Linked DNA regions of Homo sapiens: region 1 is linked to region 2. The links are chromatin contacts, found by Hi-C or POLR2A ChIA-PET in ENCODE. All regions are on one chromosome and are shown on one strand. The core of a region is the stretch at or near the end of the contact, and the rest is flanking DNA. Distances in the headings are between cores, read along the strand shown. Region 1 has its middle 130 kb from the start of METTL8. Region 2 overlaps TLK1 (tousled like kinase 1).

Region 1 (4,047 bases), core at 1,066-3,565, 220 kb after region 2:
CCTCGTGATCCGCCTGCCTTGACCTCCCAAAGTGCTGGGATTACAGGCGTGAGCCACTGCACCTGGCCGCTAGCTGCTTTTTTAAAAATTGTGGTAAAATGCACATATAATAAAATTTACCATCTTAACTATTTTTAAGTGCACAATTCAGTGACATTAGTACTTTCACATTGTTGTGCTACCATCAATATTGGGCCCATCAATATCATCCATAGAACCCTTTTCATCTTGCAAAACTAAAACTCTGTACCCATTAAGTGACAATTCCCCATCCCCCTGTCACCCAGCCCTGGTGACCACCATTCTATTTTCCATCTCTATGAATTTGACTATTCCAGGTACCCCATGTAAGTGGAATCATACTATATTTTTCCTTTTGTGATTGGCTTATTTCACTTGGCGTGATGTCCTCAAGGTTCATTCATATTGTAGCATGTGTCAGAATTTCCTTCCTCTTTAAGGCTGAATAATATTCCATTTTATGTATATATCACATTTTGCTTATACATTCATCTGTTGATGGACACTTGGTGCTATTCTTTGAATGTATTCCCCAAGCTCATGGGTTGGAAACTTAATTCCCAATTCAACAGTGTTGAGACCTTTAAGAGGTGAGTAGGTCATGAGGGCTCTCCCCTCATGAATGGATTAAAGCAGTTATCACACGAGTGGGCTCCTGATAAAAGGATTCATTTGACCTCCTTTTCTCCCTCTCATGCTCTCTTGCCATTCCACTTTCCACCATGGAATGGCACAGCAAGAAGGCTCTCACCAGACGTCAAGCATTTGCCAGTACCATGCCCTTGGACTTCCCAGTTTCCAGAACCATGAGCCAAATACATTTCTTTTCTTTATAAATTACCCAGTCTCAGGTATTCCGTTACAGCAACACAAAACGGACTAAGACACTTGGGTTACTTTCACCTTTTGGCTACTGTGAAAAATGCTACTATGAACATGCATGTACAAATATCTCCTCAGGTCCATGCTTTCAATTATTTTGGGTATATGCTAAGAATTGCTGAATCACATGATAATTCTATTTTTAATTTTTTGGGGGCCCACCATACTGTTTTCTATAGCTATTGCACCATTTTACATTCCCATCAACAGTGCACAAGAGTTCCAATTTCTCCATACCTTTGCCAACATTTATTATTTTCTGGGTTTTGGTAGTAGCCATCCTAATGGGTTTGAGGGGGTATCCCATTGTGGTTTTGATTTGCATTTCCCTAATGATTAATGACATTGAGCATTTTTTTATATGCTATTGCCATTTGTATAACATTTTCTGAGAAATGTCTATTCAAGTTCTTTGCCCATTTTAAAATTGAGGGTTTTATTGTTGAGTTGTGAGAGTATTTTTTGTTTTGTTTTGTTTTTTGTTTTGAGACATGATCTCACTCTGTCACCCTGGCTAGAGTGCAGTGGTGCGATCACAGCTCACTGCAGTATTGACCTCCAAGGCCCAAGCGATCCTCCCACACCAGCCTCCTAAGTAGCTGGGACTATAGATGCACACCGCCATGCTCAGCTAATTTTGTTCTTTTTTTTTTTTTTTTTTTTGTAGAGACAGGGGTCTCACTATGTTGCCCAAGCTGGTCTTGAACTCCTGGGCTCCAGCAACCCTCCCACCTCAGCTTCCCAAAGTGCTAGGATTACAGGCATGAGCCACCATGCCCGGTGTAAGAGTTCTTCATATATTCTGGATACTAAACCCTTATCAGATGTATGATTTGCAAACATTTTCTCCCATTGCGTGGGATGCCTTTTACTCTGTTGATGTGTCCTTTAATGCACAGAACTTTTTAATGTTGTTGTAGTCCAACTTTTCTTTTTCTTTTGTTGTCTGTACTTTCGTTGTCATATCCAAGAAATTATTGCCAAACCCAATGTCATGAAGTTTTTCTTCTGTTTTCTTCTAAGAGTTTTATAGTTTTAGGTTCTACATCTAGGTTTTCAATCCATTTTGATTTAATTTTTGTATCTGGCATAAATTTGGGGTCCAATTTCTCTTGCAAGTTGATATCCAGTTTTCCCAATGTTATCTGTTGAAAAAACTGTCCTTTCCCCATTGAATGGTTTTGGCACCCTTATGGAAAATCATTTGACCATATGTGCAGGTATTTATTTCTGGACTCCAAAAGGGCTATTTGTTGAGTTTATGTGAGGATCAGGTGATAACTGTGGTAAAGGTGAGTCAGATCAGGTTCTATGCTTGGATGACCGCTTTGAGTAAATGATGCATAGTGTGAGGCTTTATAGCCGTCTTTGGCCTATTTTGGAGAATCTTACAGATCTCCGGAAAGCAGCTCAGATCTTATCTTAATTGTGACCAGTTGGATGGACTGTGGTGATGCTTAGAGGTGCTGCTAGGTATTGTGAGTAGAAGTCCTACATGCTGTGGCAGGAGGCATTCTGCACAGAGTTATGGGCAGCATTGTTAAAAGCGACCTTGGATGCCAAAGGGTAGATGGTACAAAAGCTATACCTTAAGGACCCATTTCACATGCTTTGTTTGGCTTTTGCCGTATAGCACATGGCTAGATTTGTTCTCTGAGGTTCTTGAAAAGGGTCTAAAAAATGCGGATACCAATTGATATGCTGAGGTTGGCGAAACTATGGTGGCCAAATGGTGATGGTCTGTTGGAGCTAAAGATTTAAGTAGGAGATGCTTACCACATTTCAGACAAATGGGCATCTATCCTGAACTGCAGGAATCTAAAGAGCAGGGGTTCATTTCATCAGCCACCTGCATTTCAGTATTCTCAGTATGCATCACACTTTCTGGCACACAGTAGATGCTTAATAAGCATTTGATTATCTGAATTAAACATAAGCCAAAGAAACAGCAATGACTTTCTTAAATAAGAAAACTCAACTTTTCGGTTAGCAAGTTTCTTAAGGCTAATTTAATTATTTTTAAATAATTATTTAAAAATTATTTATTTTAATTTATTTAATATTTATTTAATATTTAATAATTTATTTATTTAAATAATTATTTAAAAATAATTTTATATTAAATATATTTATATTATATATAAATAATTAAATATTTAAATTATTTATCCTGTAATTATTTATCCTCCTCAAAAGAGACAAAGACTTGTTCACCATCCGTATTAGCCAAGGTTCTCTAGAGAGATAGAACCAATAGGGGAGAGAGAGACAGCGAGAAAGAGAACGAGAGAAAGATAAAGAGAAGAGAGGATTTATTAGGGGAACTGGCTCACAGAATTATGGAGGCTGAGAAGTCCCATGACAGGCCATCTGCAAACAGGAGACCAACGGAAGCCAGTGGCATGGCTCAGTCCAAGTACAAACACTTCGGCACCAGGGAAGCCAATAGTGTAACTCTCAGTCTGAAGGCCTAAAAACCAAAGCAGCTGCTGGTGCAAGTTCCAGAGTCCAAAGGCCAGATAACCTGGAGTCCAAAGGCAGGAGAAGAAGGGGGTGTCCCAGTTCCAGGAGAGAGAGAAAATTCACCTTCCCTCTACCTTATTCTATTCAGGTTGCCCACATTGAGGGCAGATCTTCCCCACTCAATTCACTGACTCACATACCAATCTCCAGAAATAATGCTTTACCAGCTATTCAGGTATCTCTTAATCCAGCCAAGTTGACACCTAAAGTTAACCATCAGGTCATCCTTTGAAAAAAAAAAAAAAAAAATATATATATATATATATATATATATATATTTTATAAATATATAATATACTATTATATATTATATATTAATAATGATATTAATTACCACTTATTAAGTGCCAGTTATCACCAGGCATCATACCTAGCATTTGATGTGCATTATATTTAGTCCTTGCAACAATCTGCAGGTAAGCATTATTTCCATTTGTAGTTCAGTGCATTGAAGCTTGGAGATTTCAAGTGTCTTGCTTAAGGTTACAAAACCAGCAATAGTGAAGTTAGGACTTATATCCAAAATGGGTCCCATGTTTTTGCTCTGAGAACCCTTTTTGCCAGTTTCTACCTGGGCACTGTCATTTTCATCTTCTAGTATGCATTTATTTTAGGGCAAAC
Region 2 (4,146 bases), core at 1,025-3,524:
AATGTATGGTATCATTATCAATATGGGAGGAAACAGAAAGAAACAGATGTCTGATAACCGAGAACAAAAGACACCTAAAACAGCCAACAAGTTAGGTACAGAAGCTAGGTTAACTTAAGTACAGAAGGGTTTTGCACTTTCAATTAGTGACTAAGTGGGAGGAGTCCACGGTTACATTTAAAAAGTGAGAGCAGTCTAGCCTCCACGAATCCTTGAAACGGATCTTTACATAACAGGGTGGTACAATGAGTACAAATTACTGGGTGTGGAATGAAAATTGAGTACTATATAGGTACAATTACAATAATGGAAAGAGAATATTCAGATAAAGAAGGGAGGGAACACAGCCTAGCAATCTCAGAAAGCAAATGCCACAGTTTTGAAGCGTGCCTAAAAACAGCAGTAGAGAAAGCCCTGTAAGAAAAGCCATCCTGAACCACACCAACCATTTAAGTGTTCAGGAAATCCAATTTCACATGAAAGTAGGCAAAAGAAAATTATGCAGGTCATAAAGGTATAAGAAAAAATAAAGTAAGATACAGAATAACATCCAGATAATAAAAGCATACCAGGAACACACATCCACAAAATAGGTAAAAATTGTAACCTACTATTTTAAAATGAACTAAGAGATATTACAAAAAGGACTCAAGACATGAAACAACTATATAAATCAGATTTCAAAAAACTCGGAAATAAGGTAACAGAACTCAAGAAAGCATTAAAAATAAAAGTTTCAGAAATAAAAAGTATATCTGAATGAACCCAAGAGCAAATATATACAGTAGATAATGCTTTAAGATAACCAGAAGGCAAAAAACAGGGACATTTTTGAAATCAAAAGAAATGAAGAGATGAAAAGTATTTGAGAGTAAGCTACAGCTGATGATGAAGCAACAAAGATCAATATACAGATAACAGAAGACCCTAAAAACTACTAAAGCCAGAAAATAGTAAAAACTGTAATTCAAGAAAATGTCTCTGATGGCTGGGCACAGTGGCTCATGCCTGTAATCCCAGCACTTTGGGAGGCGGAGGCGGGCAGATCACCTGAGGTCAGGAGTTCGAGACCAGCCTGACCAACATGGTGAAACCCTGTCTCTACTAAAAATACAAAATTAGCCAGGCGTGATGGTGCACACCTGTAATTCCCAGATACTTGGGAGGCTGAGGCAGGAGAATCACTTGAATCTGGGAGGCAGAGGTTGCAGCGAGCCAAGATCACACCATTGCACTCCAGCCTGGGCAACAAGAACAAAACTCCATCTCAAAAAAAAAAAGAAAAAAAAATGTCTCTGACATTTTCAGTTGTCAGTCTCTTGTTGTCAGTTGTTGTTTTTTAAATGTTCAATTAAAAAAATTGAAACTACTGACAGAGCACCATGCACACCTAGGAATAACAACCCAGAAAGCGAACATCAAAGGCAAACACTTTATGCCAGACAAAAATGGAGTGACATAAGCTATTCAAGGAAAGAAAATAAAAGCAAAGTGTTTTATATTCAGTAAAATCCATTTTAAACACATGGAAAGCATAGATAAACGGTTACCAAAAATGCAAGCAATTAGGGAACCCTGCTCCCATGAGCCCTTCCTAAAGAATCTACTACAGAACAAGCTTAAGACAACCAAAATGAATAGTTTACCAGTCTAAGAACTGAAGGCAAGCAATAATATGACTTATTGTTGATCAAGATTAAATGATAATGACAAGGGAGAGGATATAATATTTAATGACTAAATGCATGCAAAGTTAATAGTACAGTATTTTTAAAACTAGGGGATGGAAAGCATACACAAAATAATTGTTTTCAGTACCCACTTTGTTCACTGTGCTAATGTTATTTTGAGACAGCTATGTGTGTGAAATACAGAATAAAGTAAAATAATTAAGGGATATCCAATTCTATCCTCTGCTTCGTATCTTCGAATTTCATAATTCACAGTATAAAGATGCATATGAAAAAAACCTTATAATCCTGAGTTTGAATAGGAAATATCAATAAAAATTCATGAAATATTTTTATCTTTTAAAACAAACAATAAAAATATAAGTAGGTAGGTAGATGAATAAGATTCCACCACCAGTAAAAACAGAATACCTTATTTTCTACAGATAACTATATATAAATCCTGGAAAAAAAGGATTTAAAAAAGCCACTACCTGAACCAAAAGTAGGCAGAATCTAAGTACAAGACAACACTTAGAAGAAGGGAACAGAGGCTGGGTGCAGTGGCTCGCGCCTGTAATCCCAGCACTTTGGGAGGCCTAGACAGGCAGACTTCTTGAGGTCACAAGTTCAAAACCAGCCTGGCCAACATAGTGAAACCCCGTCTCTACTAAAAATACAAAAAACAGCCAGGCGTCATGGCGCATGCCTGTAATCCCAGCTACTAGAGAGTCTGAGGCAGGAGAAATGCTTGAATCTGGGAGACAGAGGTTAAAGTGAGCAGAGATCGCACCACTATATGCCAGCCTGGGCAACAGAGCAAGACTCCGTCTCAAAAAAAACAAACAAAAAAAAAAAACAGAAAAAAAAAGAAGAGGAGAAGAAGGGAATAGATCTGGGTAGGTTTCCTGTTTTTACAGCTTTTGCTGAGGGGAAGGTCCCGGAGATCAGAGCTGCACAAACAGCAGTTGAAACCCAGATCAAAATCTTTAGTCTTACTGGCTTGAAAAACAAGAGTTTCAAGCTTCCAAAGAGGCTGCAAAGTAAGGAGGGATACGCTGGAAAATAAAGATCCACAAAGGGAGAGTCCCAAATTCTGCATATTAACTCTGCCTACTTCTTTGGCTGGTCAGTGATCTATGCAAAAACGGAGCAGACGATAAGCAGCCTAGATAAGACTAAAACAACTAGCAGGGATGTCAGTGCTGCCCTCTGCAGGGAGACATAGCTTAAATTTCAGTCTAGCCAAGTTAACTGCCTCCTAAAACAAAGAAAAACAAACAAAAAACAGTCTCCAAAGTCACTGTAATGTGTCATTCACAGCGTGGAGGATACAATAAAAATTTGTAATCATATGAAGAAACAAGAAAAAGTGACCCATACTCAAGAGGAAAGACAATCAATAGATACTAATCATGAAGTAACACAGATTTGGAATCAGCAAATAAATAACATAAAGCAGCTAATATAAGTAGCTCAAACGACAAGATTGGAAATTTCAGCAGACAAATAAAAACCGTAAAAAGAGCTGAACGTAAATTCTACAACTGAAAATTTCACTCTCTAAAATAGAAAACTTACTGAATGGGCTTAACAGAAGAATGGAAAAAGAGTACTGAAGATAGGTCAAGAGAAATTACTCAAACTAAAGAACAGAGAAAAAAATATTGAAAAATAGTGTCTGTTGGACACCATGAAGCAGTCTAAGATACATGTAACTGGGGTCATAAAATGAGAAAAATATGCAGAAAAAAATATTTGAAAAAATGACAGCCAGAAAAATCCCAAAATTTGGCAAAGACATTAATTTACAGATTGAAGTTCACTCAATCTCCCAAGCAGGATAACTACAAAGAAAACCACACCTACGCACATCATAGTCAAACTGCTGAAAAACCAAAGATAAAGAAAACAATCTTGAAAGCAGCTGGAGAAAGTACACATGAGAACAAAAAAGGATAAAAGTAACAGTTGACTTGTCATCATAAATGCTGGAGGCCAACTTCACTCTGGAAATAGTGAGCTAGGAGAACTCTGTACTAAGATGCATAAGGCACAGCTGAGAAAACAGAGAAGGTTAAGTAGAAAGTCTACACTAAAGAGACCCTTAGGCCCTTTCTTGTTCTCAATTCTAAAAAGTTAGCAGCCAAGCTTTTACTCCACAGGTATGAGATGATAAAAATCTCTCTCTGGGAGATTCTATAAGTCCCTCAGAGAAATGACTTAACTAGATCATCCTACTGCAAAACCCATCCATGGCTGGGTATGGTGGCTCACACCTATAATCCCAGCACTTTGGGGGGCTGAAGTAGACGGATGGCTTGAGCCCAGGAGTTTGAGACCAGCCTGGGCAACATGGTGAAACCCTGTCCCTACAGAGGAAAAAAAAAATTAGCCAGATGTGGTAGCATGTACCAGCAGTCCCAGCTACTCAGGAGGCTAAGGTAGGAGGATCACTTGAGCCCAGGAGATAGAG

Evidence for each region. Hi-C counts contacts between places; a loop is a spot of excess contacts on that map. ChIA-PET counts read pairs that join two places held with the same protein, here RNA polymerase II (POLR2A). Pooled maps may share reads with other maps.
Region 1: a loop to region 2 is called in a pooled map, with 1.8 times the contacts of the local background. The contact joins two enhancer-like sites. A Hi-C loop is called at or near these places in 1 of 168 maps with a recorded cell type or tissue (GM12878), 4 of 37 single-sample maps with no recorded cell type and 11 of 50 pooled maps. POLR2A ChIA-PET finds 5 or more read pairs at or near these places in 4 of 52 experiments (OCI-LY7, Panc1, activated CD4-positive, alpha-beta T cell and 1 more).

The regions. Positions count from the first base shown.
Region 1 is chr2:171,305,501-171,309,547 of GRCh38, forward strand. No RefSeq gene overlaps it. Among named protein-coding and RNA genes, the nearest start is that of METTL8, 130 kb to the right of the region's middle. Within about 2 kb of position 2,316, at least 2 of the 41 ENCODE cell types and tissues checked have a DNase peak (open chromatin) inside an H3K27ac peak, as active enhancers do; they include GM12878, where a contact is called at or near this core.
Region 2 is chr2:171,084,122-171,088,267 of GRCh38, forward strand. The region is part of intron 2 of TLK1 (tousled like kinase 1); the gene reads right to left. Among named protein-coding and RNA genes, the nearest start is that of TLK1, 75 kb to the right of the region's middle. Within about 2 kb of position 2,275, at least 5 of the 41 ENCODE cell types and tissues checked have a DNase peak (open chromatin) inside an H3K27ac peak, as active enhancers do; they include GM12878, where a contact is called at or near this core.